5 separate regions of the Homo sapiens genome follow, and regions 2, 3, 4 and 5 are each linked to region 1. Evidence: chromatin contacts called from ENCODE Hi-C or POLR2A ChIA-PET data. All regions are on one chromosome and are shown on one strand. The core of a region is the stretch at or near the end of the contact, and the rest is flanking DNA. Distances in the headings are between cores, read along the strand shown. Region 1 holds the start of ULK4 (unc-51 like kinase 4). Region 2 has its middle 230 kb from the start of CTNNB1. Region 3 holds the start of HIGD1A (HIG1 hypoxia inducible domain family member 1A). Region 4 holds the start of CCDC13 (coiled-coil domain containing 13). Region 5 holds the start of SEC22C (SEC22 homolog C, vesicle trafficking protein).

Region 1 (5,090 bases), core at 1,827-4,326:
TGGTGGTTGAAACTTGCAAGTGTGGAGCTTTGAAAGCCGTAAGTGATGGTTGACAAAAAGAGTTAAACTCTGTAAAATATTTAAAGAGATTTATTCTGAGCCAAATCTGAGTGACCATGGCTCGAGGCACAGTCTCAAGAGGCCCTAGGAACATATGGCTAATGTCTCACGTGTCCGTGTGAAGAGACCACCAAACAGGCTTCGTGTGAGCAACAAGGCTGTTTATTTCACCTGGGTGCAGGTGGGCTGAGTTTGAAAAGAGAGTCAGCAGCGGGTGGTGGGATTATCGTCAGTTCTTATAGGTTTTGGGATAGGCGGTGGAGTCAGGAACAATGTTTTGCGGGCAGAGGATGGATCTCACAAAGTACATTTTCAAGGGTGGGGAGAATTACAAAGAACCTTCTTAAGGGTGGGGGAGATTACAAAGTAAATTGATCAGGTAGGGTGGGGCAGAAACAAATCACAATGGTGGAATGTCATCAGTTAAGGCTATTTTCACATCTTTTGTGGATCTTCAGTTGCTTCATGCCATCTGGATGTATACGTGCAGGTCACAGGGGATATGATGGCTTAGCTTAGGCTCAGAGGCCTGACAGCTAAGGTGACTGAGCTGCAGCTCGGTTTTACATGTTTTACGGAGAAATAAGACATCAATCAATACATGACATAAGGTATTGGTTGGGTCAGGAAAGGTGGGACAACTCGAAGCTGGAAAGAGCTTCTACATCATAGGGTGGATTTAATAGGTGATTGGTGTTATGCCACGACTACGCCAATTGTCAGGTTCCAGCCCCCAGCTGAGGTCCAAGGGGAGTGGGTGGATGGGCGAATAACTGAAAGAACACAAGGAGGGTTGGGGGCGTGTAGGCAAGTGAAATGTAGTTTTATTCAGCGGCTGTGTCATCAGCAGCTTAATCACACTAGCTCTCTCACACTGTCCACCTTTATCTCGGCTGTCTGTTCTGGCTCTGTGGCTCCTGTTGCCCCCATGCCTGCAGCTGCACACCCTGGCCTGCAAAGCCAGCTCTGTCAGGGTCAGCAGCTTAACTCTCCCTCTGGGCACAAGCTGGTTCCTGGCTCGGCTCCCCTCTGCCCACCTTAAGGGCAACCGCTCTCCCTTAGAGGGGTTAGTAGCATTACTCTGGGCACCAGTGCACGAACCGGGTCGTGTCGTGCTGAACTCAGACCTGGGCACAGTGTCAGCAGGGCAGTTATACCTTCTACAGACAATAGTGGCTCAGATCCAAGTATGAACTTACATAAACGGGTTACATAACAAGTGGAATATGCGCCTGTGTCCTAAACTCGCTGAGCCACTCTGGCCCGGATGTCCACCTTGGCCTATTCCTTGACCAAAGCACATCCATATACCCTACAATTGGCAATTGGTTAAAAGAGTTATTATATAAAGACCTGGAGCCAATAGAAGGCAGTGTCTGGGTTGAGATAAGAGGTTGCAGAGACCAGGGTTCTTGTTCTGCAGATGAAGCCTCTATGTAGCAGGTTTCAGAGAGAATAGATTGTAAATGTTTCTTATCAGACTTAAAACAGGTGTCAGGTTCTCAGTTAATTCTCTCCAGCATCAGGGAAAAGACCTGGAAAGACAAGGGGATTCTTTACAGAATGTAGATTCCCCCCAGAAGAGATAGCTCTGCAAGGCCATTTCAAAATATGTCAAATAAATATATTTGGCCAGGCACGGTGGCTCACACCTGTAATCCCAGCACTTTGGGAGGCCAAGGCGGGTGGATCACCTGAGGTCAGGAGTTCAAGATGAGCTTGGCCAACACAGTGAAACCCTGTCTCTACTAAAAATACAAAAATTAGCTGGTGTGGTGGCACACGCCTGTAATCCCAGCTACTTGGGAGGCTGAGGCAGGAGAATCACTTGAACCCAGGAGGTGGAGGTTGCAGTGAGCCGAGATTGCGCCACTGCCCTCTAGTCTGTGTGATGCAGCGAGACTGTCTCAAAAAAAATATATATATATATACGTATATGAGTATATATGTATACATAAGAGTATATGTGTGTGTGTGTTTGTCTATGTGTGTGTATATATATATCAGGATAAAATACTTCAATGTCTTTTGGGGCCTGCTGCCATGTTGGTATCTTATTGCTGCAAAAAAGTCTGTTTTGTCAGTCTTAAGGTCTCTGTTTAATGTTAACGCTGGTCAGCTGTGCCTGTATTCCAACGGGAGGAGGGTATAATGAGGCCTGTCCCACCCCATCTTCCCATCATTGCCTGAGCTAGTTCTTCAGGTTAACTTTGGCGTGCCTTTGGCCCAGAGGAGGGATCCACTCAGTTGGTAGGGGGGCTTGGAACTTTTATTTTTAGTTTACACAATCAACTTGAGATCAGAGTGTCTCATCTGTTTCCTCCATCTCCAAAAAGGAAGGTAATTCACAGCCTTCTCTTTTCTAAATGGTGAGGACCCCGGGGCCCCTGCTTCTGAGGCGTTGGTTATCCAGACTATGCCACCATGTCTACCTGAGCTCCCAGAAGAAGCCAGAAAGAAAAGAATGGAAGGAAACAGAAGGACAGTGGGAACGGGAAGAGAAGAAATGACGAGGTCTCAGTTCTCCACACTCTAGCCTCAGCACCCACTTAAGATTGAAGAGTAGTCCCTCACGGGCTCCCACTTCGGACTCTGGCCAATAGGAACTGAGACTCTTAACCAATCAGCGCTTTGCGTTTTTCCAGCGTTCTGCGTGCTGCCATGGAGATGGAATGAGCAAATCCAAACATAGAGGGATGGTGGGCCGACCACTATGACTGTTACTCCAGCACTTCCCGCCCCAGTCTCTGGCCTGTGGGCTCGTCCAAAGGCAGGGCGTGATGCCCTTTGGGTGGAGGGAGGGGCCCTCGTGGTCTCTCACTTCCGGGCCCCAGCCAACAGGAACGGAAACTGCACAGCCAGTCGGCTTCCTGAGCTTCTTCCGGCGTTCTGTGTGCTGCCGTGGAAACCGTATGGACGAATCCAAACCTGGAGGGGCGTCGCCTCCGTAAGGCTGGTCGGCTTCTTCCGCGCGTTCCGCTTTGCTTCACTGCTTTCTCCCCCATTCTTGGGCCTGTGGACCTGTCCTGAGGCAGAGGCCGAGATGCGCGCAACCGCGGGAGCAGCCAAGTGGACTGGACTCTTTTCTTGACTTAGCTACCAGGTGCGTGGCAGTGGCGGTTTTAGTAGCTACGAGTCTGAGTTCGTGTCTGCCTAAGCGGTCGCGGAAGAGCGCGCAGGCCTGCCGGGGCGGGTGGGTGGTGGCGCCTGGCCGCCCTCTCTCCTTCTGCCAGTGGACCCCGTACCCCCTGCGCTCCCCTGCTTTGCGCTCGTGTTAAAAAAGCCGCCCGTTTTTATCCGGGCGTTAGTTAAGGGCACACGGGACGCCTCTTCTAGGACCTGGGTGCAGCGGGGAGAGAGAGTGCTTGTGTGTTTCGGCTTGGGAGATGTGCTTTATGGACGCCATCTCTTAACTTCCCAGAGCGGACCGCGTCTTCACCGCCCTGCAGCGCTTCCTAGGCTCCCAGCCGGTCTCGCGGACTGATGCCTACGGACGTAGCGAGGCCGCGAAAGCCGCCGATTCGCCCGCCGCGAGTTGCCTGGGGAGCGGGGGGGGGGGGGGGGGGGGTGAGTGACTACGTAGCGCCCCTGAGTCTGTGATAATTGAGTCTGTGAAGTGCGGCGAGGAGGAGCACCTATGGAGTGCTTAGTGTGGCGCGCGCCATCGGTTACATCTCGGGGTTGATTTGGCTGGCATTTCGCAGACTTGAGCGCATCCCAGTCACCCCAGGGCGTGTAGTAACACAGAAGGCCAGGCCCTACCGCCGTAGTGTATGATTCCGTAAATTTGGGGCAGGGCCGATAACTTTTTCTTTTGTATTAAGTCCCAGGTGATGCTCATGCTTCTGGTGCGGGAGTCATGATTGTGCTGAAAGTGGGCACCTGTGCGCTCTTATCACCTGTTCGCTCTCAGCGTTCCTTGAATGTAGGACCTGCCCCCGACTCTTAAATGCCTCATTTGCACCTGTATGTGATTTGCTCTGCCTTCTGGCTTCTTAGATGCTTCTTAGGTGAACTTGTGAATTAAGAGAGACTTCCTTAGGAGCACTATAGGTTAAGAGACTAAACTGTGGTTTCTGGGAAAGCACACTCGAGTGAGAAAACCATGAAGAAACCTAAGGAAGTGATGACTACGAAAGTCAGGGGGTGGTTAACTTTTGGGGATCAGGAGGGGTGGTGATTGAGACAGGCTCACAGAGGGGCTGCTTGTGTGGCTGGCAAAGTCCTATTTCCTGACTTTGGGTGGTGATTAGAAGGGTGTCCCTCTTTAGTAATTCATTAAACTATGTATTCTGTGGAGTTTTCTGTACTTGTGTTTTATTTTATAATTAAGAGGTTACAGCTTTAAAAATGAATATTAGGAAGTCTGTAATGGGGAACGTGTTTGGACTGAGTCAAAGAATCTTAAAGTCATGGAATTTCAACTATTAATAAGTTATTGAAAGATAACTTAGTGCCAGGCGCGGTGGCTCACACCTGTAATCCTAGCACTTTGGAAGGCCGAGGCAGGCGGATCACTTGAGGCCAGGAGTTCTAGACCAGCCTGGGCAACATAGTGAAACTCCATATCTACCAAAAACACAAAAAATTAACTGGGTGTGGTGGTGTGCCAGAGGCTGAGGTGGCTACTCTGGAGGCTGAGGCACGAGAATCGTTTGAACCCTGGAGGTGGAGGTTGCAGTGAGCCTAGATCTTGCCCCTGCACACCAGCCTGGGCCACTGAGTGAGACCCTGTCCAAAAAAAAAAAAGAAAATCATTTGATCCAATTCTTATTTTACTCTAAGGAAACAGCCTTAGAGAGGAGAAATGCTTGAAAGTAACAAACCACCCTATCTAAGCAGATTTATAACTAATGTGTTTTGTTAATTTCAGACTGAAATTGTCCACATGTGACTTGATGGTCAGATGTGACTAAAGATTAAGGAAATGAATTTGGCCTAAATCAAATTCAAAATTTCAAGATGGGCTGGATGGTGGCTTGCACCTGTAATTCCAGAATTTTGGGAGGCTGAGGCAGGAGGATTGCTTG
Region 2 (5,090 bases), core at 736-3,235, 990 kb after region 1:
AAATATACCTTCGAGACTTGTCAGCATTTGCACGATATTTAAAACCACAGGCCAGCTCAGTGTGTAGGGCTCCAACTGACACCCTATTCTTATTCTCTTTTTTGTGCCAACTGGCCTAGAATTTTAATAGAGCCCTGGCTGCCCTGCTGACCCCAGCATGTTCATGCTGCGTCTACAGTGGCCTATGCCAAGGGGTGGTCCCTGGGGCACACCAGACCTCCTCTTCTTCTCTACAACAGTCTTGTGTTAGCAAGGCCAGTCCAACATGACTGGCACCAGAGCCTTACACTATAACACCTTTCTTCTTGGAAAGGCCCCAGGCACCAAGCGCTGTCTGTGAAGAAGACTGGAGAGCCAAGATGTAGAATTAGGCATGTGTGTGGGCTGAGGGCCCAGTGCAGCACATGGAACTTTGTAGGTGAAGTTTTCTGCTTTCCCTGGTTCTAGATCTTTGTATCTCAGGTCCTAGGCTCTTCCCAGTTCTGGAAGATCCCAGTGTCTTTCTCTGAGCTTCCTTTTCTTTTAGAATTGCATGTTCAAGGACCTTTAACAAATACTCAACTCCCTTAACATTTTTTTTTCTAATTTCATCTAAATGTTCACCTAAGCTGTTCATTCTCTGTCTTCTAGAAGTTAGTGAAACAGAATTATCAGAACCAGGCTCTCTTTTGGATGCAGTTGGTGTTTCTCCAAGGTGCTTATTACCTGTTACGGTTATTGCATGCTGGGACTGAGGTATAAACACTTCTGCTCAGGAGACCGAAGGCAGGTTAGGGGAGGCTGTAGGTACCTAGTTGGTAGAGTTTGCTGCAGAATCCTGGAAACAATATTTGGTCTAGGCTCAGACAGCTCTAGTTCAATGCCAAGATCTGCCTGGTATTAGCTGTATGGCATAGGACATGCCATTTATTGTTCCTTCAGTTTCTGCATCGTAAATAGTGATGATTTCAGGATTGTTGTTAGATTATGAGGAATATGGGAGAGTGCTTTGTACACTGTAAACACAATTACAAATGTAGTATGTTTTTCCTGTGCACACTCAGCAATTTGTATGATTAACTCTTTTGCATCTCTGCTTCTCCCTGTTGCTCTAGTTTGTTCACATCCAGGGGGCTAGATCAGACAAGCCTACACAGCTAGTAGCAGGTACGAGGAGGCATCGGATTGTGGCAGCTTCTTCTCTCCAAAGATGCCTCATGTCATTGTGCTTTCAAGGAAAAACAGCAAAGTATTTTTTTCGTTTTTTTTTAATTGGTATGTTGATATCTACTGGCGTACATTTTGTGTAACAATAGGCAAATATTAGGATTGTTAAGATGTTAGAGTAGGGAGAAGGATGCAGGGAATAGAGGACAGAGATAAATTTTACAGTTTGTGAAGATATGCGTGTTCACATCTTGTTTTGTTTTTCCTTTACCCAAACAAATAAATAAGAAAAACTGCCCACTTTGCTCTCTTATCTACCCTTCCTGTGTTCTCATTGGGGCAGAGCTCTGCTGGGGAAGGAAGCGGCCACAACCCCAGGCATTTACTACCTGTTCTCCCCACCTGCTATTTGAGAGAAGTTTTCAAGCTGAAGTTCGTACAGCTGCATTCACTTGGACATGAATATCTGGGAGTTCACGGGTTTGTCTGCCCCTTTGGCCTGAGAGAGCTGGGCGGAAGCCTCCTTGACGTCTGTGTTGACTCTCTGTTTCTCTGGTTTTTCTCTGGCCCAGTTTCCTGTTCACCTCTGTCCTCTGCTGTCTGGTAGGCTTGACTCATAGGAAACCACAGCCAAGTCACCTAGTGGTCTGAGTCACTGACCTTTGGAGCATCTCTTTCTTAAAAAACAATAAAGACAAAAGTAAGTGCCTAAGTAAGTACTGCATTTTGCAATAGATTTCAGCTAAGTATTGCACTGAACGGTTAGTTCTGGGAAGTCCCCACTTGTGACTTATTTTTGGCAACTGTGCTATAAGCAAATCATTTTATCTCCTAGCAACCGACTTCCCTCTTCCCTCCCTCCCTCCCTCCTTTGTATCCACAAGTGTTTGCTGAGAACCCTTTGTGTCCAGGCACTACATTAGGTTCTGAGCACAAAATGAAGACATAGAATGGTCCTCAACAAGCTGCTGATGCCCATAAGAAAGAGGCCTGCAAACATGTGTAAACAAGTGTGACAAGTTCACCGGCAAGGGGCAGCACAGGGTGGCACTGAACTCAGCCTCGGTATTGCCCTGACCACATGGCTGCATGTGAGCATGCCAGGTGAGGTGAGCAGGAGAGATGTTCTAGGCAGCGTTGGATGATTCTCTGTCACATTCCTTTGTGGTCAACTGAATTGCTCTCTTCAACTGCAGCTTTCACTGAGGCCACTTGAGGTTGCACAACTCCTTCCAGACACAGGTGAGCTCCACAGAGGGAGGATATGGACAAGGGGCTAGATTGGAAGGAAGATGGAGGAGAGTGATCCTTACAGCCCTGACATCGGTCAAGGGAGGCTAATAGCAGTGACCTTCCCCATCAATGTCATGTGGACTGGACAGCAATGACCAGGTGATCCATTGGTGGGGAAGTGTCCCCACAGGGACAATGGGGAACAGTCTATTCAGAAGGGACAATATGCTCGTAGCTGATGCTTTTGGCACCCTGTAACAAATCCCCTCAGCACACCTATGATTTTGTCACAGATCTGGTAGAGAGTGCAATGTGGGTTCCCATGACAATGCCCTCTTGAAACATGAAAAATGCTTCCCTGTTTTTTTGCCTCAAAGCCATCTCTGAAACTGGGAGCCCAGTCAGCCCCCAAGCAAGTACAACCTGCAAGTATGGAGAGGTAACGCCCTAGGAGCCATCTCTAACCAGTGAAGAATGAGAGCCAGTAAGCAAGTCTAGCCACTCCTCTTTTGGAGGGAACATTCTAGAAGGCATTCTGCACACTTGCCAAAGGTCACAGAAGAATTGAGCCCCTGTTGCCCAAAGCAGCAACCTTAATGATGCACACTCAGTGGCTTTTCATTCTTCCCTGTCTCACTCTCTCCCTTTTCTTTCACCTCTGCTTTTTGGGATCTCCTCCCAAATAAACCACCTGCACCAAGTCCTTGTGTCTAGTCTCAGGCTGTGATTTTAAGGGAGCCCAAACTAAGAGAGCAATATTATTAAAATTAAAGTTTTGAAATGAAAAGCATTTGAAGGTCCACTAGCAGTCTCCTTAAAATACCACCTACTACCTTTTGGTATTACCATTTATACCTGAGCCAGAGGAAAGGAGAATTCCAAAAAAGGCCTTAAAAACCCTCTGACCCACAGGAAATAGCTGCCATCTAGTCAGGCTGGGCAAAGGGCTTAGTAATACAGAAAGTGAAAAGGGGCTCATGGGGGCCTTAGCAGGGTGACTCAATTTAGTGGGTGAGAAGGAATTCTTGTTTAACTTAGGGGAAAACTACTGGGTAATATTCTTTTCCCTAGTCATAATGGTTACATTAAAAAAAAAAAAAACCCACATCGCTAGAAGGGCTAATGGTTAAGAAAAGATTGGGACAATGAGGCTCTATATGAACTAAAACGCTTATATTGTTACATTCATAAAAGCATGTTGAATTAAGAAAATAACAGGAATTTTATAGTTTGAAAATGAAAATAAAAGTTAATAGACACAAGGCTTCAAGATGGCTGACTAGAGGCATCTGGTACTTGCTTCCTCTGCAAAGAACTGAAACAGTGAGTGGATAATCACACTTAGAATAGATCATCTAAGAGGGAACACTGGAATGCAACAGGAAAGCGATAGGAAACACCTAAAGCAAGGAAGGAGAGGAAAGCAAGGCAGCCTGATTGGCTAGGAGTATGGAGAGGCTCTCCAATGCAGGAAAAGGGTAAGTCAGAGACCCCCAGTGGTCTGCATTCCCAACACAGACTCCTGCAATCCTAGCCACGAAAGAACCTCTTGACCACCAAGGCTGAAGTGCAAGCTGCTGCACATTTTCATGAGCCCTGAGGATAGACACTCCCACCTGCCACTGCCGCTTGGGGCTGAAATACATGCTCCCCAGCCACCTGCCTACTGCTTCTGCCACTCAAAGCAACCCTTCCCTCCCTAGGAGGGCTGCAGTGAAGCTGCTGCCACCTGCACTCATGTAAGCATTCCTCCAGAGCCTGAAAATCACCCAACCCCTGCCTACCACAGCCAGCACCTGCATGTGCAACCAGGTCCTCCTGGCCCAGCTTCACCCTCTCCAATGCCCAAGCATGCTTCCCGGGGGCCTGAGGATTACCTAACCCCATCCACCATCATTGATACCTAAGCACTCCTCCAGAGGGCTTGAGGTTGAGCCCACCCAATGTGTCACTACCACTACAGCTGGCACCTACCCACACATGCCACATATGGGCCTGGGGACTGGCCCACCCATCCTGTTGCAGCCACCCGCAATACCAGTGCAGGCTGCTCAGGAGCCAGACAGTTGTTCCACCACTGATACTGCCATTGCCCATGTCATGCTTGCTGTTCAGGGTCTGAAGCCTACTCACCCATCCACCAGGTCCATGATGGCAACTACTAGCACCTGAGCAAGTCCTCAAGGGGCCCAAGAATTGACCCACCTGAACCTGTGAACACTGATGCCAGTGTATGCTGCCCTAGGGCCCAAGGACAGGAATGCTCAGTTTGCCACTGCCATTGCTGAAGCCCATGGACTGATTTACCTGGTGTTTCCATCCTCAGCAAAACTTCACCACAGCCTCCATTAACAACTGCACCCTAAGCCACAAATACCACTGAATGCTGTTTATAGCCAAATAAACCATATGAAGACCACACTATTGCAGGCACTCAGAATCAAAGCCAAAGTGCCCTACCCAGCTAATACCATAGACACACGTTCAGAAAAAAGTCCTCCCCTACAAAAGGAAATACAAAAAGTTGGTAGAAGTAACTATTACACCAGATGCACAGATAATGTAAAGAACACAAGAGACAGAAAAAAGCAAGGAAATATGACACCTCCAAATGAACACAAAAATTCTCCAGCAGTAGATTTCAATGAAAAAAATTTATGAAATTCTGGAAAAAGAATTCAAAATAATATGATTAAAGAAACAGTGAGGTA
Region 3 (5,090 bases), core at 1,254-3,753, 840 kb before region 1:
ATAATCAAAGTATGAAGTTCTCTCTTTTTTTTTTTTTTTTTTTTTTGACAGAATCTCTCTCTGTCACCCAGGCTGGAGTGCAGTGGTGCGATCTTGGCTCACTACAAGCTCCGATTCCCGGGTTCACGCCATTCTCCTGCCTCAGTCTCTCCAGTAGCTGGGACTACAGGTGCACGCCACCACACCCGGCTAATTTTTTGTATTTTTAGTAGAGACGGGGTTTCACTGTGTTAGCCAGTATGGTCTCGATCTCCTGACCTGGTGATCCGCCTGCCTCAGCCTCCCAAAGTGCTTGGATTACAGGCGTGAGCCACCGTGCCCAGCGAAGTATGAAGTTCTTAATCATCCATAGCATGAAATGTTTCTTACATGTATCTTAATTATGAGATGAACGATTTTCAAAATCCTGAGCCCATGACATTTAGTTCCTATCTGTATGACGAGCACTTGGTAGTCTGCCTTGTTTTGTGGTTATATCAAGAAACTCTAACTTAATCACAGATTTCTCCATGGTGCAGTTGTAGATGCTTTGCATCTGAGGACTAAGCTCTGATTTTTTTTATCATGCCCAAATTCCTATCTAAGGGGTCTGGGGAGTCATGCCCCACAAATAATAAGTTATCATCAAATGGGTTTTATTTAACTCTATATATCGTGACTTACTTTCCAACTTGACTCTGGCATAACATTATAAGACAAGGAAGAAAATAAAAATATTTTACCCCAAAACATATTTCTTTGCCATATCTTGAAATGGCCATACAAAGCTGTCCTTTGCGGGGAAAAATTCTCATCTGTAAAGAATCCCTATAACATAGCTAGATCTTTTTCTTCCAGGCCCCCCAATCCTAAAGAGATTAAAAGTCTAGCACCTTTCAAACATCTGAATAGGAAACATTTGTCATCTATTGTCTCTAAAGGCAGCCACTACAAGACTTCAAAAGAACCTTGGTCTCCACAATCTTTTATCTTAACTTGAACATTCCCTTTCTGTTGATCCCAGGTCTTCAGACAAACTCAACCAATTATCAACCAGAAAATGTTTAAATTTACCTATAGCCTGGAAGCCCCCTCCCCTCTCGCCTTTGAGTTGTCCCCCGTTTCTGGACCAAACCAATGTATTTCTTAAATGTATTTGATTGATGTCTCATGCCTCTCTAAAATGTATAAAACCAAGTGTGCCTGGACCACCTTGGGCACATGTTCTCAGGACCTCCTGAGGGCTGTGTCAGGGGCCACGGTCACTCACATTTGGTTCAGAATAAATCTCTTCAAATATCTTAGAGTTTGACTTTTTTCGTTGACCCACCAATTGGCCGGATTATTACTCATTATTTACTTGACAAACACATTAGGAGCCCTGTCCCCGGAAGCTCGCTGTCACGAGGGGCCTCTGACATCTCCTTCTTGAGAGAAAGGTCGCCTGGCCTGGGTGAGGTCGTAGTTCCCGCGACCCCGTGCTTGCAAGTACTGGCTGCCTCCTACTATAGTGTAAGCTCCAGGAAGGATCCCGCGGGGGACCTGACAGCTCACGGTCCTGGCCGACAACCGCCCTGGGAGCGGAATGGATGGAGCCCGCAGTCGTCCCGGCGCACTGGGCAAGCTCTGCTCCCACTGTGGCAGGCCAGATCTCCATTAGCAACCAGAGCAGCTCTCACCAACGCCTCACTGTCATTCTGATGCATGTATAAGTTAAACATTGGAGAAACTGGTGCCTTAGGAGAAAGGCTAGAATGTAAAGACAAGTCCATTAGGATCCCGCCTGAGCTTTTTCAACCCCTAGAGTTTAATTAAAATAATGGAGTTGTTCTTGCACACCTTGTACCAGGACCCACTTTAGATTATTTCCAAGGCTCTGAAGCAATTGTCTAGACACCTGACCCTATTACCGTTAAAGATTGGCTTGAGTGAAACACTTTGGCTTTCGACTTGTAAATGCACTGAATGTATTTAAGCACTAGAAAAACTTGTATTAATAATTTTGAGTTGGTCTGGTGAGTTACTCCGACCTTCTCCCTGTAACCTGTTGCAGAAATAAACTCCGTTCTTTCCCAGTCTGTCTGCATCTCGTTACTGAACGGCGAGAACAAGCAGTCGGACCCGGGTGGGTCGGGGAACACAACCTCACCCGCAGCCGAAACCCCTCACCCGCATCCCTTCCCGGCCCGTGAGGCGTCCGCAGGCGGCGGCGCTCGGGACACGGCGTTCGCGGTGCTCGCCTCCGCTGCCCGAGGGGAAAAGGGCAGGAGAAATCTGAGGAGTCCTTGGGCCAGGAGCCAAAGCCCCTCAAGTGCCCGGGCGCGAACCCCAGGCGCCGAGCTCTCACGTCTGTCTCCGCCAGTACGCTAGAGCCGGGGTAGTGGGCCAGCACTCACCGGCCCAGCCAATCCAGGACCCGCTCTGCACTGCCCCACCCGCCGCGCACACGCACGCGTCCTTTTGCGGCCGCTGGCCTCTGATTGGCTGGGACGGCTGTGGGTGGGGAGAAGCCGGGAGGACTGGGTGCGCCTGCAGGGATCGGAAGCCGGTTGGGGTGTGAGAGGTTTTCTCGCTCTAGGTAAGCGAAACAAGCCGGGGGACTGCGAGCCAGGGACTCGGGCCGCGGGGCGGGAAGAAGTGGGGCAGCGCTTGGCCAGGCCGAAAGGACTTTGGGGGTGGGGGCTGGGAGTCCGTGTCTCGAATGAGGGAGGAGAGGTGGAGTTGCCGGGGCTCAGGCCCGGCCTCGAGCATGGGCGGATGAGAGGAGTCGGGAGCCGAGGCCTAGGGTCCTTCGGGTGAGGGGAGACGGAGCCAGCGAGGAGATGGAGCAGAAGCTTGTGGAGTGAGTTGCCGAGCGGGGAAGACTCGCTGATGGGGTGGTAATGAGAGACGGGGGCCAGGAGGGTGTTGACTGGGCCCGACGGCGGGGAGCGAGGAGCGGGAGCTTCCCCGGAGCTTGGAACATTCTGAAGAGCGGGCTAAGCGGCAGGCGAGGCGGGATAGGAGAGCGAGCGCTCCGGTCACGGAGTCACGACAAGGTCACAGGAAGAGAGGCGGCGAGGAAGGTCGGGAGGTTGAGGGGAGGGCGTACTAGCAGAGGACCTTCCAGTCCTGGTCTTGCTTTTCTCCCCGACCTGGTGTTTCCTCCACCCTGGGAAAGTGATAAGGCCTAGGGTCCTGTGTAGTGCTTCTGTGACCGAATTAAATTTTTCTCCTGCCGAGTCGGCGGGTTAGAGATTACAAAGCACAGCGTAAGGGCAGAATTAGGAGCAGCCGACATGATGCAGCAGTGATATTCGCCTTTGTCTTAAATTCCCGGAGTGGGAAGCAGCTATTTCCCTCTTCGGAGTAATCCCCACGACAGGGATCCCTGCTTCCGGAAGTACAAAGGCACTTTGGAGTAAGACAGGTTTGGATGGAAAGTTCTAACAGGTTGAAGCGGTGACAACCTGGTCATGAAGCTCCAGCATGACACACATATTTGGAGTCCTGTATACTAGGAGTTCTCTTTGTGCACCAGAGTCACTTGAAGGGGCTTCTTAAAGATTCCTTGAGCTCTGCCCCAGACCACCTGAATCCGGATCTCCATGCTGGGGCCTTGGCAGCCATTTTAAACAAGCTGATGGGCGACTGATGCAAAATCAGTTTGAAGCCAGCGTTGCTTTAGATAGTAATTCCCGTGACAAAATGACTGTGAAGAAAGATCCTTCATTCAACCTGTTACGTCTCCTGATGCTGGACGGCTCATCTTCCCTTAATGCCTCTTTAGGTTCCCTGTGGAAAGGTCTTCAGTCGTGTCTTACTAAGCGTACAGAATTAATTTGTGCTCTCCAAACTGACTTTAAATATCTGGTTACTGGTGCCTTTTTTAGCGTCTATTCAACTTTCTGACAGAAATCTGGGACAACTACTGTGGGTGGATGAGAAAACGATAATGAAGGAAAGTCTGGCAGTGGTGTAGTGAAAAAAGTCTTTTCAAATCACAATTGAAATTGTTAGATGAGTTAAGTCACTGAAGAAGATTCCGTTTACCTTAGGCATGATTTTTTTATATATATCATTCAAAGAGAACAACGTGGGCTTCTGTTGAGTAATGGATTCTTAAATTTTCTAATCAGAATTCTTATCTGCCAATTTAATCTAATTTACATCAGCAGCGTAAGATTGATGCTTTGGCAATATATCGTCAATCAAAAGAACCCAGGACTCTCTATCAGAAGAGCTGGATTCTAATCCTACCCCACCAGACATGTATTCCTTGTACTGAGCAATTCGTATAACCCTCTCACAACCCTTTCCCCACCTGTAAAATAAGGCTATTGGCTTGGATTATTCATCTGATTTGTTACTCTCAAATTATATGATTAGAACTTATTGTTCCTGATACTTAACCAGTTTTCAATTCAGGTGGCTATAAACCATGAATACTTTGGAAACTTCTACGTGGTAATTAGACAGTTATCAAAATTTTGTATTCAGAGAGTATTTTAGATATGTACTATATGGGAATTATAATATTTTGACTACAGAATAACAAATAACTGATATGTGTTGGATTTTTAAATATTAATCCTTACTAATTTTATTCTGAAATGTACACATAAGGTATTCTGGAATCACAGACAGATTATCATCTGTCGTTTCAAGCAAATAATGACCATTTTGTTCCCCACACCCTGATGCTTACCGCAGGGGCTACTTTCTGAAACCCAGGTCAAATGCCCTATCCATACAAGCTTCAGAGTCTGTATCATAGATGAAGAACGGAGAAATAGGTTTTCTTCTGTTCTTGATTTATATACAGGAAAGAGACAACTAACCCCCTCCCTCCTGAAAGGAGAAAAAAAAAAAAACCTTTTGCTCCATTGACCTGTTGGAGAATTAGAGTCAGCCAGATGTGAGATAATTATAAGAAAAACTACCAACTTTCTTGCTATTTTTAAAAAACGATTTATGTCCTGTTTTTGTTTGTTTGTTGGGTCCCTCAGCAAGGGTCTTGCCTGTTGCCCCGGCTGGAGTGCAGTGGCTGGATCATGGCTCACCGCAACCTCCACTTTCCAGGCTCAAGCAGCCCTCCTGCCTCAGCCTCCTGAGGAGCTGGGACTACAGGT
Region 4 (5,090 bases), core at 1,808-4,307, 810 kb before region 1:
TCCGTCACGTACATTAGAACCACAATGATATCACTACACACCTATTAAAATGACTAAAATAAAAATAGTGACATCAAATGCTGGCAAGGATGTGAAGAAACTGTGTCACTTAAACATTTCTGGTAAGAATGTAAAGTGGAACAGTCACTCTGGAAAACAGGTTTGGCAATTTCTTCTAAAACTAGATATGCAGTTACCATACTACACAGCAATTGCACTCTTGGGCATTTATTCCATAGGAATGAAAACTTATGTTCACACAAAAACCTATACATGAATGTTTATAGCAGCTGAATCATAATTGCTCCTAACTGGAAACAACCCAGATGTCTTTCAGTGGGTAAATGGTTAAACAAACTGGTACATTCATACTAGAACTACTCAGCAATAAAAAGGAATGGATTATTGATACACACAACAACTTGGATGAATCTCCAAGGAATTGTTCTGAGTAAAAAAAAAAAAAAATCCATCCTAAAAAGTGTACATGCTGAGTTATTTCATTTATATAACATTTTTGAAATGACAAAATTTTAGAAATGGAGGGCAGACTGGTGGTTGTAAAGGGTTAGGGACTAGGGCAGGAGGAGGGAGGGAAGTGTACATAGTCATAAAATCACAACAGAGAGATCCTTGTGATAGTATTTGGTATCTTTTTTTTTTTTTGAGACAGAGTCTCACTCTTGTCGCCCAGGCTGGAGTGTAATGGCGCGATCTCAGCTCACTGCAACCTCCACTTCCTGAGTTCAAGCGATTCTCATGCCTCAGCCTCCCAAGTAGCTGGGATTACAGGCAAGCACCACTATGCCTGGCTAATTTTTGTTATTTTTAGTAGATATAGGATTTTGCCATGTTGACCAGGCTGGTCTTGAACTCCTGGCCTCAAGTGATCTGCCTGCCTCAGCATCCCAAAATGCTGGGATTATAGGCGTGCATGAGTCACCATGCCCGGCTAGTATTTGATATCTTGATGGTCATGGATACACAAACTGACACGTGATAAATCAAAAGAAAAGTACAGTTAAATTGGAGAAATCTAAGAGGAGTAGGTTGTATCGATGTCAATATCCTGGTTGTAATATTATACTAAAGTTCTGCAAAATATCATTGTGGAGAACTGGAAAAGTATACAGGGGATCTCTATTATTTTTTACAACTGCATGTGATTCTATAAAAATCTCAATATAATTTCAAATTAAAAAGCAAAAAACAAAGGGCAGTGTCCTACAGATACTTCTGGCTAGAGAAACAAAGTGGGCTGGAATTAACAAACATCTGTATACTGTACATGAGGAAATACTGGTGACCCAGATTGGATTCGCCAGCTTCTTGGATGATAAAATGTCAAGCTTATAAACTAAAGAAAATTCTCAAAAGAATTTTGGGCAGAAAAAAAAAATGGCATGAGAGCCTTAGTGGTGACCGTGGAAAAGTAACAAACCTAGAGGAAAATCATCCCTGCTTTTTAAAAAATGGGTTACTGCAAAAATGATATCCTCGTCAAAAATAATCCTTGGATTGCTGGAGCAAATGTTACCCCTTTCCCAAACTTTCTAATACATACATTCTAGAATGTCGGTTCTGAAATTCTCTTGCATCCTTAATTTTCTCACAGCATGTTCTTATTTTAATGAAAACCTGGCTTTCTGCTAGGATCCATGCTTTCCAGAAGCCCTCTAAGTAGACCTGGCTATTCCTTTTCCTATGCCACATAGTCCCATCGTGGTCATGAGGCAAACGAATGATACTCCCCACTACACACACCATTTAAAAAAAACCCTAATCCTTTGAGGCTCACATCTACCTGAATCCTACTCTTTATCCTGTCTCTCTTTGCTGCCACCTGTATATTATACGTCTCCCACCCTCAGCTCACCAGGCAGCAATTGGAGACCAACGGGAAAGATCCATTTTTCCTTTATCAGGAAACTTCGGGTTTATACCTGCAGTGCTGATGGCAGTCTAGTGCCGTATCTTATGTATGCATGTCTATGGGATGGGTATTCATTCACCTTATGAGGAAAAAAAATAGAAAAACAACTGCCAAGGTTTTCAAATTATGAAGTCCTGGATAAATATTTGGGCAGGAGCTGTGGCTCACGCCTGTAATCCCGGCACTTTAGGAGGCCAAGGTGGGCGGATCACCTGAGGTCAGGAGTTCAAGACCAGCCTGGTCAACATGGTGAAACCCCGTCTCCACTAAAAATAAAAAAATTAGCCAGGTGTGGTGGCGGGTGCCTGTAATCCCAGCTACTCAGGAGGCTGAGGCAGGAGAATCGCTTGAACCTGGGAAATGGAGGTTGCAATGAGCTGAGATCGCACCACTGCACTCCAGCCTGGGCGACACAGCGAGACTCTATCATAGATAGATAGATAGATTAGATAGATAGATAGATAGAAAGAAATCTCCCTTGAATCATCTTTCCTAGAAATTTGCCTCCCACCCCCATATTGCCCTGAAATATAGTAGTGTCTTACATTGGAAGGTGCCATTTAAAAAAAAAAAAACAAGTATTTTCCTTTATGAAAATAAACGATGTTCATTATTTTAAAAATTCTCTAAAGTGTAAAAATAAAAACACAGCACTGCTATTCCACCACCCAAATATAACCACTTTTAATATTTCTATTTCGGTCTTGTTTTAGTGCCTAGTTTGAAATAAACACAACTTTATTTATTTAGCATTGCTATATTGCGTCCTGCTTCCTTCACTCACCATCATAACATGGCCTTTCCCCACACTGTTTTACATTTTTCAAATATATCTGAATGGCTACTTTAAATTTCATGGTGAGATCGTTCGCTTTTTAACTCCCCAACAGGAGAGCGGAATGGGCATCTCTGTGCAGAACGTTTGGTCCACAAAACTTTTTTAAAAATATACTCCAGAAGATTTAAAATCTCCAGCGCACTCGAGATCGTGCTCGCTTGGATCCAGCCCAGCGCGCCATCAGCGCCTCTGTCACTTTCAGAACTCTTGGCGCCCCCTCGGCCCCCGTAGAGTAGCGTTGAAAACGCGCAAGTGACGTCGCTTGTTTCCCTGGTGACGGTTGCCAGGGCAGCGCGTGTCGGCGTCCGGAGGAGGTGACCTAGCCGCCGCGGTCCTAGAAGGGAGAAGTGGAGAGAGACCGCTGTAAGTGCCGGGGAGAGCGGAAGGGCCCGGGCCGGAGCTGGGAAAGCCCGCAGCTGCCGGGGGCGCGGAACCGAGCCCGAGCGCAACCCCAGCCCGAGCGCGCTGCCACTGGCCGGGCGCTCACCGCGTGCTGGGCGCCCAGCGAGGACTCTTCCCCTTCGTCCTTTGAATCTTCACACACAGCCCTCTTCTAACCCAGGCAGACGCTTATTTTCCATGCAGTACATGGGTTAATGAGGCGCAGAGGGTGGGTCGCCTGCCCCAAAGTCATAGCGTAGATGGCACAGTCAGAACTCGAACTCAGGTCCGCCTGACAAGCGCTGTTTGCTGGGCCTCTGCCACTGGGCCCTCTCGCACCGCACTGAAAGATGCGACCCGACGGCGTGCACTTCCGCATCTCCCAGTTCCCCTTCCAGGCCCAGCCCCCACAGGACTGGGGACTCGCAAGAGGGAGTTCCCCTCCAAGCCCGGAGTCCAGCCCTGAGAACCAGAGCATCACCCCGCTCCCATCCCAAACCCATCCCTACGAAGATGCTAGCAGTGCACAGAGCGCCAAACTAGGCATCCGTGGGCGGCCTCCCCACACCTCCAGGCCCCTAGACTGTTGTTGAGAATACTCGAAAAGAACACAGTAAAAGAAAAGAAGAAAGAGAAGGAGAGGGGAAGAGAAAAACAATGAAAAAAGTGGCAGGCCGATGGGGCAAGGGGTCTCAATCCTTCCTCACTGGTCCCTGTCACCTATGGTCCCATATCCTGTGGGATCTTGCTTCCTCATAGGACTCCAGAGTGCATGCCACTCTTCCTACTCCCTGGCTCTAAGTCCTACCTGAGCCAAGAGTTCTTTCCATGCAGCTCTAGCCTTTACTTTATTTTTTTTATTATTACTTTTTTTTTTTTTTTTTTTTTTTGACGGAGTCTCGCTCTATCGCCCAGGCTGGAGTGCAGTAGCGCGATCTTGGCTCATTGCAACCTCTGCCTCCCAGGTTCAAGCGATTCTCCTGCCTTGGGCTCGAGTAGCTGGGATTACAGGCGCCCGCCACCATGCCTGGCTAATTTTGGTATTTTTAGTAGAGATGGGGTTTCACCATGTTGGCCAGGCTGGTCTCAAACTCCTGACCTCAGGTGATCCACCCACCTCAGCCTCCCAAAGTTTTGGGATTACACGCATGAGCCACCACGCCCGGCTTAGCCTTTACTTTTAAAAGAAAATAGACTTAAAGCAGATTTTTAGAAGCATTAAACAAAAAACAGTTCCTTTATGTATTCCGTATTCCCATTTCCTCTGTTGTTAACATCTTACACATTGCATTGGTGTGGTACATTTGTTATCATTGATACAACTATACTGGTATGTTATTACTAACTAAAGTCCATAGTTTACATTAGAGTTCATCTGTTGTTGTTGTTGCTGCTGCTGTATTGAGACAGGGTCTCACTTTGTCACCCAGGCTGGAGTGCGGTGGCATGATCATGGCTCACAGTAGCCTCCAACCCCTGGGCTCAAGCAATCCTCCCACCTCAGCCTCCTGAGTAACTGGGAACACAGGCACATGCCACCATGCCCAGCTAATTTTTTTATTTTTTGTAAAGCTATGGTCTTGCTATGTTGCCCAAGCTGGTCTCAAACTCCTGGCCTCAAGTGGTCCTCCCACCTTGGCTTCGTAGAGTGTTGAGATTACAGGTGTGAGTCATCACACCTGGCCAGTGTTCATTGCTTAAGGTTGCACAGGTCTACAAGTTTTGCTAAATGTGTAATGCTGTGTATCCACCAGTAAAGTATACAGAACAGTTTCACCTCCCCAAAAACCCCCTAGGCTTTACTGTTCATTGTTCCTTCCCACCAACCCCTGGAAACCACTGATATTTTTCATTTAGAAGGGATTTACAATCACTGGTATCTTTTACTTCTCTGTAATTTTGCCTTTTTCAGAATATTATACAGTTTGCAATTATACA
Region 5 (5,090 bases), core at 1,869-4,368, 620 kb before region 1:
CGATCTCGGCTTACTGCAGCCTCCTCCTCCCAGGTTCAAGTGATTCTCCTGCCTCAGCCTCCCAAGTAGCTGGGATCACAGATGTCCACCATCACGCCCGGCTAATTTTTGTAATTTTTCAATAGAGACGGGGTTTTGCCATGTTGGACAGGCTGGTCCCTGACCTCGTGATCCACCCACCTTGGCCTCCCAAAGTGCTGGGATTATAGGTGTGAGCCACCACACCTGGCCCCAATTCCCCATATTTGAAGAGCACTTATGCTACAGGGTTTTCAATTGCCTTTACCAACCCTGAATCTCCTGGTTTTTCTCCTTCTTTGTGCCTGTTATGACCTACCCTCATTATCAGAGACTCATTGTGGGAGGGGACTACACAAGGGTATAAATCCCAGGAGGTGGTGAACCCTGGAGGCTATCTTAGACTGTATCACAATTCTCTTCAGTTTTCATTTTGTAATTTTTCTCTGGCTATGTAAGCCCCACTTCGATTTCCGCCCATATGATGCTGACTTTCAAAAGTCTATGTCCCGGCTAGGCGTGGTGGCTCACGCCTGTAATCCCAGCACTTAGGGAGGCCAAGGCGGGCAGATCACTTGAGGCCAGGATTTCGAGACCAAACTGGCCAATATGGTGAAACCCCCATCTCTACTAAAAATACAAAAATTAGCTGGGCGTGTTGGCAGATGCTTGTAATCCCAGCTACTTGGGAGGCTGAGGCAGAAGAATCACTTGAGCCTGGGAGGCGCAGGTTGCAGTGGGCCGAGATTGTGCCACTAAACTCCAACCTAGGCCACAGAGTGAGACTCAGCCTCAAAAAAAGTCTGTGTTCAGCCCAGACCTCTACATTGACCTGCAACCTGTATATGCACCTGCTGTGTTGACATCTGTATTAGTCAAGGTTCTCCAGAGAGAGAGAACCAATGTGATATCTATATATCTACAATATAGATCTATATCTATAGATATATGGGAGGGGATTTATTAGGGGAACTGGCTCACATAGTTATGGAGGCTGAGAAGTCCCACAATAGACCATCTACAAGCTGGAGAACCAGGGAGGCTGGTAGACTGCTTCAGTTCAAGACTACCCTGTCTTAGACTTGGCCTCAGAACCAGGGAAGCTGAATGGTGTATCTCCCAGTCCAAGGCCCAAGCCGGGAGAACCTGGGGAACCACTGGTACAAGTCTTGGAGTCCAAAGGCTCAATACTTGCTAAATGAATAAATGGACGGACTCTACTACCTAATCTCCTAGAGTTAGGAGATTAGGGGAACGGGGAATTCTGATGCCAAGGGCAGAAGAGGGGTGTCCCAACTCCAGAGTAGAGAATTTGCCTTTCCTCTGCCTTTTTGTTCTATTATGTGGTGCCTGCGCATATTAGATGAGGACAGATCTTCCTTACTCAGTCCATTGACTTAAATGCCAATATCTTCTGGGAACACCCTCATAGACATACCCAGAAGTAATGTTCCCCCAGCTACCTGAGTATCCCTTAACCTAGTCAGGTTGACATCTAAAACTAATCATCGCAAAATCCTAACCAAGTCTCAAAGGTGCCTCAAATTCAACTTGTCTAAGATGGAGCTCAAGATCAATCTTATCTCCTCTTCCAGTGTTCTCCATATCTGTGAATCCCTGCACCATCCATCCATTTATCCAAGGCTGAACAGTGGCATCATCCTTGAAGCTGCTTCATCGCCCCTTCACATCCAACTCATCACCAAGTCCTATTGATTTTGCTCCTACATTTCTCTGCAGCCTTCTTAGATCTCTTTTTCTTCACTCTCACCCTAGTCCACACTCCAGCTCCATTCTCTCTTGCCCAGATGACTGCACTGGCTCCCAGGCCAGTCCCACCATAGCTCTGTTGAGACTTCTCCATTTTGATCTGCACTTTAGCAGCCAAAGTGAGTTTTATAAAATGCAATTTTGACCAGTGTTCTATGGTCCTAAACTTTCCACTATGGTCCATAAAATCCTACATGGTCCTGCCCCTTCTATTCGCTCTAGTGGATCTCACTCCACTCCTTTATTCTCTAAACTCTGAGTTTCTTTTCTTTTTGTGGTAAAATGTACATAACCATTTTTAAGTGTGCAGATCTGTGGCATTTGGTACATTCACATTGTTGTGTGATCATCACTACTATCCATTTCCAGAACTGTTTCATCTTCTCCAGCTGAAATTCTGTACCTATTAAGCACTAACTTTCCATTTCCCCCTTTCTGGGTTTCTTTTCATCCCTCAAAGGAGCTCTGCTGCCTTCCACAGAGTTCTTATATACATGCTAATCTCTCCATCTGAAACACACTTCCTCTCCCCTTTGCCTAGTTAGCCTCCTGTGATTCCCAACACCAGCCTAGAAGCTTCTGTAAATTCTCCCAAAACCCCTGCTCCTCCCTGAAGAGCAGTTTGTATTTATACAGGTGTTTGATTGTTTGAAGGGTGCTCTCACCCTGCCTCCTCTCTTAACATAGTTTTTCGTGTCAGGAATTCCTCGCTTTGTCCACAACCCCTGGCACATAGCAGGTGCTCAATACTTGCTAAATGAATAAATGGACGGACTCTGCTACCTACCTAATCTCCTTCCAGCCAGTCATCCATCTGTGGGTGCCTCGGTCCCCAGCTTGGGGTGTGTCCCCCTGGGTCGGACTTTGGCGCCCCATCCAGGCTGGCAGTAGGTTGTGCTCTTTGGTTTGCCTATCTCGGGCCTCCCGCCCAGCCGCGCGGACCGCAGAACATACGCCCCGGGCGTTATCACTCTGTCACGCGGAGCCTCCCCGCCTCCAGACGTCAGTCCGGTTGCTACCCCGGCAGGAATCGAGCTTAGATCACGAAGGCTCCTTCTCACCTCCGGACGTGAGAATTACAGGCTTGGATCTCAAACCGCCGCGGTGAGAGCCGGGAGGTGGGAAGAAAGTTGGGAGGCGCGCGCCCCCGTCACACTCCCTCTCCGTTTGGGTCGCAGCCCTTTAAGAACCACTACGTTCGCGCCTTCGCCGGGACGGGGGCTGTGGAGGCGCGCCGGGATTGGTCGGTTTGGGTGCGGGTGTCGCTTAGCAGCAGCGAATGCGGGGTAGGGGGGAGGTGGGGTGGCTCAAGACTCGCGCACGCGCACCACGGCCTACCTGCGCCTGGGCTGCCGGTGACCTGGGCCGAGCCCTCCCGGTCGGCTAAGATTGCTGAGGAGGCGGCGGGTAGCTGGCAGGCGCCGACTTCCGAAGGCCGCCGTCCGGGCGAGGTGAGGGCTGGCGGGCGGAGGCGGGTGCCGCGGCCCGTTAGCCAAGAGCAGGCGGGTTAGGGTGTGGCGCAGGGCGGGCCCAGAGGTGGAGGCGGCCCAGGGCCCACCCGGCCCTCAGTCCCGGCCTTGACCATGGGGCTCCCCACGGGGCTTCACTGGGCTTCTTGGAGTCCTCTGTCCCCTTTCTCCCGTCAGCCTGTTCCCGGACCCCGGGGCCACCCAAGGCACGCGCCTGCAGGAACCCTGGGCTGACAGATGGGCGCCAAGGGCTTCTCCCAGTTGGAAGAGATGGGGAGTGAGAAAGGGGACGATTGTTTCTTTAACCATTCACGAAGCTCACGTCAGAGCATTGTTTAATCTGAATAGCAAACTTCCCTTAGCATGCCCGTGTTATTAGACTTTAAATATTGGATACACTGAACCAACTTTTCAGAGCACTAGGTGTAGGACGTTCCATTACAGGTTTTGTGTTCATTACAGATTTACACATGTACCTCCAGAGCCAGAAGGATAAAGCACTCGGGGAAAAATTAGGTTTGTAGAAATAAAAGCCACGGAAGACTATTGCCAGTGTGAAAAGTAATTGGTGAAATTTGTGACATGGTCAGAAAAAAATACAGCTCAGAACCAACATATAGGGTAATATTTAATTACATTTTGCAGAGAAGAGTTGATCCCACTAAAGATAATTTTAGTAAAATGAAAAATGGAAGCAACTGGAAATGGTTTAACGTTGCCAGATAGAATTAAATAAACAAATAGTGTTTCCTCTGGAAAGTACATTTTGGACAATGTTAATAGCTCTGATTTAAGTGTTTGCATTTGCAACAGAAGCCATCTTGGAGTCAGTGTTTTTTATTCTTAGAATAACTTAGAAATCAACTAAATTCAAAAAGTAACATGATCATAGAGAGGACAACCTGACTTCAAGGTAATACAGTGGATAAAGAGCAGTTGTAACAAGTGTAATCTCAGGCTCCTTCCTCTACCAACAGGTCTCTGATTAGCTTATTAGTGCTCTAAGGAGAAGAAATTATTTTAGAGAAAGGGAGTAGCTGTAATTCCCAAAGTTGGATTTGTAGAAGAAGGATGTGGTGGAAAGATCCTAGGCTTTAGAATATTTGAAGTAAGGAAGTCTGGGTTGAATCTAGCTTTACCTCTTGAGCCTTACAGCTGCAGTTTTCCCACCTATCCGGTATAGATTATGTCTACCTTATAGTTACAAGCATTTAATAACATTATCAGTGTAAAAGGTCCTATCAAGTTTAGTTCCCTACCCCTCTTAGTTCCTAACAAATGACGAAACTGACCTCTACCCTCCTCTTCACTCCATCCCCAAGCAACTTGGAGCCTTAATAGAATCTACAGATTTGGTAACCAGTTCTCAAGTCCTGTGGCTGAAGGTGAATTCAGTAAGGGTGGCACAACTCAGTTTTGTCTTCTGTATTGTGTATTTGAGTCTTCTGTATTCTGTATATACTTTATGGTGAACACTTTGTGTTTGAATATTTGTGTGCCAAATGAAGCCTGTTTTGTCTAAATTCCTATTTTGCAAGGTGCAGTCATCTCTCTCTTTCTCTCTGTTTTTCTCTTTCTTTCTGTCTCTCTCAGCCTCTCTCTCTCTCAGTGCATGTGGTAGGGGCTTGAGGAGGGGTTAAGGGTAAAAGGTGGAAGAAAAAACAGGATCAAGGGTAGCCTGCAGCATAGGCATAAAGTCTTTGTTAATAGAACAGAGATAATCTATGACATGAGCAGTTTATAAACAGATGCTGGGAAGAAGATTTAGGAAATAAGGGAGGCAAATTAAAATATGTTTTTATAAAACCTAGTAACACGGATGCTGTGTATTTG

What was found. Hi-C counts contacts between places; a loop is a spot of excess contacts on that map. ChIA-PET counts read pairs that join two places held with the same protein, here RNA polymerase II (POLR2A). Pooled maps may share reads with other maps.
Region 2: a map of B cell shows a loop between it and region 1 (10-fold over the local background). The contact joins the enhancer-like site here to the promoter of ULK4 in region 1. A Hi-C loop is called at or near these places in 1 of 168 maps with a recorded cell type or tissue (B cell), 3 of 37 single-sample maps with no recorded cell type and 7 of 50 pooled maps.
Region 3: a loop to region 1 is called in a map of CD8-positive, alpha-beta T cell, with 4 times the contacts of the local background. The contact joins the promoter of HIGD1A here to the promoter of ULK4 in region 1. A Hi-C loop is called at or near these places in 1 of 168 maps with a recorded cell type or tissue (CD8-positive, alpha-beta T cell) and 9 of 50 pooled maps. POLR2A ChIA-PET finds 5 or more read pairs at or near these places in 1 of 52 experiments (naive thymus-derived CD4-positive, alpha-beta T cell).
Region 4: a map with no recorded cell type shows a loop between it and region 1 (15-fold over the local background). The contact joins the promoter of CCDC13 here to the promoter of ULK4 in region 1. A Hi-C loop is called at or near these places in 1 of 37 single-sample maps with no recorded cell type and 6 of 50 pooled maps. POLR2A ChIA-PET finds 5 or more read pairs at or near these places in 2 of 52 experiments (AG04450 and B cell).
Region 5: a loop to region 1 is called in a map of thyroid gland, with 4 times the contacts of the local background. The contact joins the promoter of SEC22C here to the promoter of ULK4 in region 1. A Hi-C loop is called at or near these places in 2 of 168 maps with a recorded cell type or tissue (naive thymus-derived CD4-positive, alpha-beta T cell and thyroid gland), 6 of 37 single-sample maps with no recorded cell type and 11 of 50 pooled maps. POLR2A ChIA-PET finds 5 or more read pairs at or near these places in 3 of 52 experiments (B cell, CD4-positive, alpha-beta T cell and PC-9).

The regions. Positions count from the first base shown.
Region 1 is chr3:41,960,089-41,965,178 of GRCh38, reverse strand. It overlaps ULK4 (unc-51 like kinase 4), which reads left to right and starts at 3,076. Exons shown (of 37, transcript NM_017886.4): 1 at 3,076-3,163. RefSeq lists enhancers at 2,747-2,796, 2,947-3,106.
Region 2 is chr3:40,968,531-40,973,620 of GRCh38, reverse strand. No RefSeq gene overlaps it. Among named protein-coding and RNA genes, the nearest start is that of CTNNB1, 230 kb to the left of the region's middle. RefSeq lists a silencer at 1,968-2,017 and enhancers at 1,310-2,509, 4,348-4,848. Within about 2 kb of position 1,985, at least 29 of the 41 ENCODE cell types and tissues checked have a DNase peak (open chromatin) inside an H3K27ac peak, as active enhancers do; they include B cell, where a contact is called at or near this core.
Region 3 is chr3:42,801,903-42,806,992 of GRCh38, reverse strand. HIGD1A (HIG1 hypoxia inducible domain family member 1A) reads left to right here and starts at 2,503. Exons shown (of 4, transcript NM_014056.4): 1 at 2,503-2,557. RefSeq lists an enhancer at 669-1,466 and a silencer at 2,328-2,547.
Region 4 is chr3:42,771,220-42,776,309 of GRCh38, reverse strand. CCDC13 (coiled-coil domain containing 13) reads left to right here and starts at 3,057. Exons shown (of 16, transcript NM_144719.4): 1 at 3,057-3,134. CCDC13-AS2 (CCDC13 antisense RNA 2) reads right to left here. Exons shown (of 2, transcript NR_122070.1): 2 at 2,675-3,105. RefSeq lists an enhancer at 2,877-3,046 and a silencer at 3,177-3,336.
Region 5 is chr3:42,579,995-42,585,084 of GRCh38, reverse strand. SEC22C (SEC22 homolog C, vesicle trafficking protein) reads left to right here and starts at 3,118. Exons shown (of 7, transcript NM_032970.4): 1 at 3,118-3,239. It also overlaps a transcript of SS18L2 not described here. RefSeq lists enhancers at 2,703-2,832, 2,825-3,651 and a silencer at 3,033-3,362.